Regions from separate parts of the Mus musculus genome. Here regions 2 and 3 are each linked to region 1. A link is a loop called in an ENCODE intact Hi-C map of the cell type or tissue named here. Cell type or tissue: left cerebral cortex. All regions are shown on one strand.

Region 1 (2,500 bases):
CCCCAGCATTGCCAACTCCACAAGTTCAAAGCCCCTCCTCTCCAACACATGCTCCACAACTGGTGTCATTATCTCAGGTGGTGGCACTCCCACTCAACACTTCAGTGTCATCTTTGTGTGTGTGTGTGTGTGTGTGTGTGTGTGTGCTTTGTTTTTGGAGACAGGGTTTCTCTGTGTAGGTCTGGCTTTGCTGGAACTCACTTTGTAGACCAGGCTGAATTTGAACCCAGAAATCTGCCTGCCTCTGTCTCCCAAGCGCTGGGATTGAAGGCGTGTGCCGCCACTGCCCAGCTTGAGTGTCATGTTTGAGTCCTCCCTCCTCACCCATTTGGCCAATCTATTGCCAACGCCTGTCTGTTTTCCTCCTAAATTCTGCTTATCTCCTCCCTACAGCTTCTGACCTAGGTGAGGCCCAACCTCTCCCTTACAGCCTCCTAGTTGCTCTGGACACAGCCTTATTGCCCATTAGCCCATCCTCCTAACCAATATGTGTTATGTCCTTCCTTGTACCAAACCCTTCAGTGGTTCCTCTCTGTCTGCAGTGTGAAGTCCAAGTTCCTTAATGAGGGACTCTTTGTTACGATCCTTATATTTTTACAGCCTCCTCCCGGGTCACTGCCTTAAACCTTTTACTGTATAGAGGTGGGTCTGAGGTCAGCTATAGGTGGGAGACCTGTGTAGTGTCCTCTTGAGATCCCTCGTGAAACAAGGGACCTTGCACTTCACTTTGTCTTGGACCACGTATATTTTGCCGGTCTCCCCTGCTTGTCTTTCCCTGAACCACTCTTGCAGCTGTAGTTTTAAAGTTTGTGCAGTCTCTTCCATCAGAAACAGCCTTTCCACTCCACCAGGAACACCCGCCATCATCCTTCCTTCTGCAACTTTTTTTTTTTTTTTTTTTTTTTTTTTTGGCTTTTCGAGACAGGGTTTCTCTGTATAGCCCTGGCTGTCCTGGAACTCACTTTGTAGATCAGGCTGGCCTCGAACTCAGAAATCCGCCTGCCTCTGCCTCCCTGCTGGGATTAAAGGCGTGTGCCACCACGCAACTTTTTGTTTACTATTCAATGAGTGTTGCTTCCTCTCCCTTCCCTGTCCCAGTCGTCCAACAAGAATCGGGTGCTCAAAAATCGTATTTATCATAAATGGGAGGACAAAATGTGACGAGAGCCTCAAGAGACCTGTGACCTTCTATATGTGGTAAAGGGAGAAAATGGTGGGAAGAAAGTATTTTTTTTAACTACTTTCGAAACGCCATCGGGAAGGTGCTAGGACCTGTTCCGCGCATGTGTTCGTTCTCTAGCTGGGGGCTCCGCGCCAGGCTGATGAAAAAGCAGCCTAAAACGGCTCTTGGGTGCCCCCTACCGCCATCGTGCAAGTGTAACATCCCTTCCTGGAGATCACCCGGCCGGAGCCCGCCTCTCGCCTTCCATTGGCTGTCAGCTATTCTCCCGCCCCTCCGGTACTCAACCAATCAGAACATCGTGATGGGCGGGGCTTTCAGCAGAGGGGCGGAGCGTGGTCTTGGATTGGCTCCGCTGAAGACGGCGACGTGGCTGAAGGAGGCCGGTTTGTTTCGGAACTGAGGCTCAAGCACAGCCGCTCAGGATTGGTGCTAGGCTGGGCCGGGGTCTTTGGCCGGAAGCGGAAGTGGAGAAAGGATGCAGGTGTGGGGACCAGGGCTGGAGAAACTGGGTCTTCTCTGGGATTCCTGTCCTGCCTCCTCAAGTCCTCCCGTCCTCTGTCGGGTGCTCTGCCCCTGCAGGGTGGCGGTTGGACTCGTGGAATGAGCGCGCGCGAGGCGCATCGCCTTCCCGCGTTCACGCCCTCCCTCCCGGTCGTATTTCCCACCAGGACCATCAGCACGTGCCCATCGACATCCAGACCAGCAAGCTGCTCGGTAGGAGAGGGCGCCCCCGCGCGGTCGGCTCTCGGGGGAGGTCTGCTAGTTGCCCCCTGTCACCAACCAGCAGCCAGGAGCTGTGAAAGTCCCAGCTGAGGTGCTTTACTCCAGCGAACTGTTTGCTCTGCAAGGAAGGAAGCATGGAAAGTCTGTACTGGCTCCGTGTTTTCTACTTTTAACGTTTCTCACGTAGTATCAAATCGTATTCAGGCACACAGGACAAATGGATAGTGTTAAAGATGGACAGTTAAGCAAATGGCTGATCCATTTGAAACCTAAGTCTGTTTGGTTCTGTCTTCATGCATTTTGCATTATTTGGGGTGGGTAATCCTCTCCCATCTATTTAAAAAGTTTCTCTCCTTGGATTTAGGGAGAAGAGGGCCCTAAGACTCACATACAGACCTTTTATGCCAACCATGGTGGTTCACACTGGTAACCATAATACTTGGGAGGCCGAGGCAGGAGGATTGGTGGCAGTTCTCAGACAGCCTGGCTTGCATAGCAAGTACCAGCCTAGTACTCCCCGCCCCCCACCCCCACCCCCCCAAAAAACCTTTAGTCTTAGCACTCAGAAGGCAGAGGCAGGCCTTGGCCACATAG
Region 2 (2,500 bases), 110 kb before region 1:
CTCTCCCTTCCACCCCCAACAGGAAAGCAAGGGATGGGGACCTGGGAGTGGGGTGGGGGTTGTTTTGTCAACTCTGGAGCAAGTGCTGGCAGCTGACTTTAGGAAACTACCTAGGGGAATAGATGGGGAATGTCGACTGCTGAGTTTGCTTTCTTTTACAAGGTCTAAGAGTTAAGGATTGAATTCGAGTTGAAAGGAGCGGCTAGCTCTTCCACTTTGTAAGAGGATTTTTCTGCTGGATCCCTCCTCTATGCCATCCAGCTCTGACCTCCAGCTCAGAGCCCTGGCTGCAGAGCTGAGCTGCTCTTCCTGGCTCTACCATCCAGAAGGGTTTAGAAGAAATTCACTGAAGGGAGTTCTTTCTATACTAATAACCCTCCAAGCTAGGTAGACAGCCCCTTAAGGGGAACCACCCCAGGCTTCCCCACACACACACCTCATCTCTGCTTTCTCTCCGGAAATTTTAGAGGGAGCAGCACTAGAAGAGGGGATGAAAGAGACCTAGGCCGAAGGGCGGCTCCAAGGTGCTTTTATGTCCGGGTTCCCAGGAACTAAAGACGTGTCCAGACAGCTTCCCCCAACGCCCCGACCCAATCTCGAGTTCCCTCAGCTTCTGGGACATGCCATCTCTCTACTATGCGAACCCCTCCACATGGTAGGGGCGCTCCATCCCAACTCTTCAGCAACTCAGGGGAGGGTGAAATAGTGAGAAAGGGAAGAAGCGAGGGGCGTGTTCAGCTCCTGGCAGCCTAAATATTCAAGCAGCCTCCCATGTAGCCCCCGAGACTAAAAACCCCTAGCGTCCCTTTCCCTGTCCCCTCATCACCAATAAATAACCACCTTCCTCTTACTCAGGCCGCCCCATTCCCCCCGCCCCCCCAAATAAAGAACGGCAGGTATGTGACATCCATGGGGCTCAGTTGGAGGACGCCGAGCTGCCTTCGGCCTCACGTTTGCCTTTGCCCCCGGGTGGTTCCACCACGCCACCGGCCTTGCCCTCGCCTTGGGCCGCCGCCGCCGCCTCCTCTTTGGCGCCTTCGTGGGTTTTCATGTGTTTGGCCAGGTGGTCGCTGCGCATGAAGACTCGGCTGCAGACCGCACAGGGGAACTTCTTGGTCCCGGTGTGGGTCTGAAGGTGGCGCTGCAGCTCGTCGGAGCGCGTGAAGCGCTTGCCGCAGAAAAGCCAGTTGCACACGAAGGGTCGGTCACCGCTGTGCCACCGCAGGTGCGCCTTCAGATGCGACGTCTTAGCGTATGCCTTGCCGCAGCCTGGGATGTGGCAGTTGTGCAAATGCTTCTTCTTGCCCCCATCGGGCCCGCACGGAGCCCCGAGTCGCTCCGCCTCCAGGCAGTTGGGGCAGCGACACACGGTCTGCCCTGAGCTGCGGGGAACTGATCGCCGGGAGCCTTTGGGTCGGGACGCTGCATCCAGACTGGAATCCAGCCCTTGGGACTCTTGTGCGGCCGCTTCCAAGGCCTTAGCCCCGTCGGGTGGCCCCAGAAGGTGCTGCCCACCAGCGGCTGGGAGGAGGTGGTGCGGGTGCGGGTGGGGCGGCGGAGCACAGAGCTGATGGTCTCCGACGTATCCTCCCAAAGCAGGCTGAAGCGCCCCCGGATGGCCAGGTGAGGTCAGCGCTCCCTGAGTATGGGGGAGGTCCATCCAGCTGGTGCCGGGATGAAGGTCCCACCACGAGCCATCCTCTGTGCCTGGGTGAGTCGGCCGGAACCACGATTCATAGTGGTGTGACATGTCCGGCTGCAGGAGCTTGGAAAAGGGTCCCGGTGCCAAGGGACTGTCACTTTCCAGGTCCTCGCAGGTTACCCGCGAGGAGGCCCCTGGCAACTCATAGCCCTGTGAAAAGTCTACCTCCGGGCCCAGCGGGAGGCTCTGCAGCTCTCCAGGCTGCAGCGGGGAGGGGTAGTCCCCAGCCTCCGGGCTCGTGTGACCCTGGTATGTCTGGAGAGGTTGCAGGTCGAGGCGCGGCGGTGAAGCGTGAGGCGCGTCGGTGTGCTGGCTGCCCAGAGAGCCACAGACAGCGGTTAGCATTGCCGGGATCCGGGATGGAATGAAGGCAGGGACGGTCAAGGGTACCTCAGATGGAACCTAGAAGTGGCAAGGATGAGATGTGAGCAAGAACTTACTTCCCCTTCTAACCCAGATCCCTTCTCAGCAACGGGCTCCTTCCCAGCCCCTATCAGGAAAAGGGGCGTGACTCTGGGTGAGGACTAGAGCTTGGGAATGCTAGGAAGAAATGGATGTGAAAGTCCAGGTCAGGGCACAGGATGGCCTTTCCACTAAGTGACCCCGCCCTTAAGACTCAGCTTATTCGGGGGGGGGGGGGGGGTTGGACTGGTCCCAAAGCCACCGGAGCCATCTCCACACAGCAGTCTGGGCAGTTCCCACCCCCACCCCCGGCAGACTTGCTGCCAACCTATTTGGACGATCTAGAGTCGTCTTAGCTCCAGTCTAACTCAGGACACAGATGGGGTACAGTAGGTA
Region 3 (2,500 bases), 130 kb after region 1:
ATAAATAAGTCTTTTAAAAAAGAGAGAGAGAGATGGGATGTGATGGTTTGTAATACCAGCACTCTGGAGGCAGAAGCAGGAAGATTGTCATAAGTTCAGGGCCAGTCTGATCTACGTTGTGAGGTCCAGGCAGCCAGGACTGTATGAGACCAGAGGGGGATGGGGTGGGTAGCAGGATGGGGGTGGGGTGGAGAGTGGACAGGTGTTTGGAATTAAATCCCCTTACTTCCCCGACGCTTTCCTTAAAGTAGCAGTGTGTTGTTGGGCAGGTGCACAGTCGGCAATCCCAGCACACAAAGGTCTGAGACAGGAGAATGTAAGTTCAAAAGCCAGACAGGGCTACGGAGGGCAATGAGTGAGAACTCAAGAAAACAACAGCAAAGAAACAAGTCACAGGAAGAGTAAAGAAACTGTGATGTTGCAAAAAGAAGAAAGGAGTCCAGACAAAGCTGGTCTCTGCTCTCCGTCCATGGAGTAACCCTGGGCAAACCCGTGAAAAAATGTGAAACTTACTATAGCCCTACTTTATAGCATTTCTGCAGGCATGACAATAATGTTATTTTTATAAAGCTTGGCTGTCCTGGAACTCACTGTGTAGAACAGGCTAGCCTGGAAATCAGATATCTGCTTGCCTCTGACTTCCAATAGCTGAGATTAAAGCCTGTGCCACCACCACTTCACTTTAGAAAGCTTTTTCTCAGATGTAATTTAAAGGTGAGGAAAGTAGAGAACTTATTCTTTCCACACTGGTGTCGGGAATTCTTTGTTTCACTTGAACACAATTTTCTCTTTCCTTCCTTCCTTCTTTTCTTCCTTCCTTCTTTTCTTTCTTTCTTTCTTTCTTTCTTTCTTTCTTTCTTTCTTTCTTTCTGCCTTTCCTCTTTGTTGTTGTTGTTGTTTTTTTTTTTTTTTAAAGATTTATTTATTATAGGTAAGTACACTGTAGCTGTCTTCAGACACTCCAGAAGAGGGCATCAGATCTTGTTACAGATGGTTGTGAGCCACCATGTGGTTGCTGGGATTTGAACTCTGGACCTTCAGAAGAGCAGTCGGGTGCTCTTACCCACTGAGCCATCTCACCAGCCCTTTGTTGTTGTTTTGAGACAAGGTTTCACTATAAATCTGCTGGCCTCTGCCTCCCAAGTGCTGGGATTAAACGCATGCACCACCATGGCCAGGTTGTTTTGTTTTGTTTTGTTTTTTTCTGTTTTTTTTGTTTGTTTGTTTTTGTTTTTTTTCCCAGAGTTTCTCTGTGTAGCCCTGGCTGTCCTAGAACTCACTCTGTAGAACAGGCTGGCCTCGAACTCAGAAATCCACCTGCCTCTGCCTCCCAAGTGCTGGCATTAAAGGCATGTGCCACCACTGCCCGGCTTTTTTTTTTTTAAAGAAGATTTATTTTCATGTGTATTTCATGTGTATGGTTAAGCACATGTGGACTATGTGCATACAGTACCCTCGAAGACCAGAAGAGGGCGCCAGATCTCCGGGGAACTGGAGTTAACTGATGGCTGAAAGCTGCCCTGTGGGTCCTGGGAATGGAGCCTGGACCCTCTGGGAGAGCAGCCGTTCGTCTTTCCCTTTTTCCTTCTTTCCTTCCTTCCTTCTTTCCTTCCTTCCTTCCTTCCTTCCTTCCTTCCTTCCTTCCTTCCTTCCTCCCTCCCTCCCTCCCTCCCTTCCTTCCTTCCTGTATGCTGTTTTACTGTAAGCCAGTGTATATAAAATAGTTAAACCTTGTGAAGCAGAAATCCATGACAAGTAGAAGATTGTACACTATATGTTGTACATATGAATATTTTCTAGAGAAGCCTCTGTTCAGCCTTCCGATCAGTCCTCTTGAATATTCACTGGTTCTTGAAAAGTGGTTTGGGAAGTCTCAAGACATGTGACTAAAACGTGGAGCAGACTTTCTGGGGTCTGAGGGATTCGTGGTCGGTGACACTGCACTTGGCCGAGGGTCATGCTGAGCATCCTGCAGATAGAAGTGCTTTGAGTCTGCAGCTGCCTAGGCAATCTTCATGGGGTTGAACCTGGCCTCCGACTGGACCTGCTGCCCTAGAAAAACCCAACTGGGGGCAGCCATGTGACTGGGGAGCAACAAGTTCAGGGATGGCAGGCTCAGTCACTATGTAGACCAGGCTGGCCCAGAACTCACAGACATGTGTCTGCCTTTGCCTCCTGTGTGTAGGGTCTTCTAGTTTTGAGACAGGCTTTAGTTTCTACCCTGGGCTAGCTTCAGCCTTAGTGTAGCCTGGGCTAGCTTCAGACTTAGTGAGCTGTTAGGTCCCAAACCCAGGGCTAATGGCTGAGATATCTACTAAGCATAAAAGCAGACACTGACCACCATGTTCTCCCCACACCCCTCAGACCCTATCTGTTACAGGGCCTCCTGGCTGGTGCGCTCCACTTACTACTCTAAACCTCTCTAGGCCAGGGGCTGGGCTGTCTTTCCTCTAGTTGCTCTTCCCTCCTATATAATCTAACTGTCTTGGTTACTGGGTCT

What was found. A loop is a pair of places that touch in the nucleus more often than their neighbours do. Peaks named below come from ENCODE experiments on the same cell type or tissue, not always from the same donor. Only the 100,000 strongest peaks of a DNase experiment are listed, where the experiment ranks them.
Region 2: it touches region 1 in a loop (5-fold over the local background); 22 of 42 quality-filtered maps call a loop at or near these places.
Region 3: it touches region 1 in a loop (2.3-fold over the local background); 4 of 42 quality-filtered maps call a loop at or near these places.

Annotation. Positions count from the first base shown.
Region 1 is chr11:96,915,548-96,918,047 of GRCm38, reverse strand. Cdk5rap3 (CDK5 regulatory subunit associated protein 3) reads left to right here and starts at 1,534. Exons shown (of 14, transcript NM_030248.2): 1 at 1,534-1,664; 2 at 1,852-1,897. The coding sequence starts at 1,659. In left cerebral cortex, CTCF peaks have their summits at 1,363 (motif pointing left) and 1,938; DNase peaks (open chromatin) are centred at 1,458 and 1,881; H3K4me3 peaks cover 1,389 bases; H3K27ac peaks cover 471 bases.
Region 2 is chr11:97,021,010-97,023,509 of GRCm38, reverse strand. It overlaps Sp6 (trans-acting transcription factor 6), which reads right to left. Exons shown (of 2, transcript NM_001363230.1): 2 at 1-2,104. The coding sequence starts at 2,047. The coding sequence ends at 917. It overlaps Gm11532 (predicted gene 11532), which reads left to right. Exons shown (of 2, transcript NR_133649.1): 1 at 1-2,126. Among named protein-coding and RNA genes, the nearest start is that of Sp6, 3.5 kb to the right of the region's middle. In left cerebral cortex, CTCF peaks have their summits at 1,148 (motif pointing right) and 1,481; DNase peaks (open chromatin) are centred at 1,176 and 1,487; H3K4me3 peaks cover 790 bases.
Region 3 is chr11:96,784,001-96,786,500 of GRCm38, reverse strand. No RefSeq gene overlaps it. Among named protein-coding and RNA genes, the nearest start is that of Cbx1, 3.9 kb to the left of the region's middle. In left cerebral cortex, a CTCF peak has its summit at 1,458 (motif pointing right); a DNase peak (open chromatin) is centred at 1,466.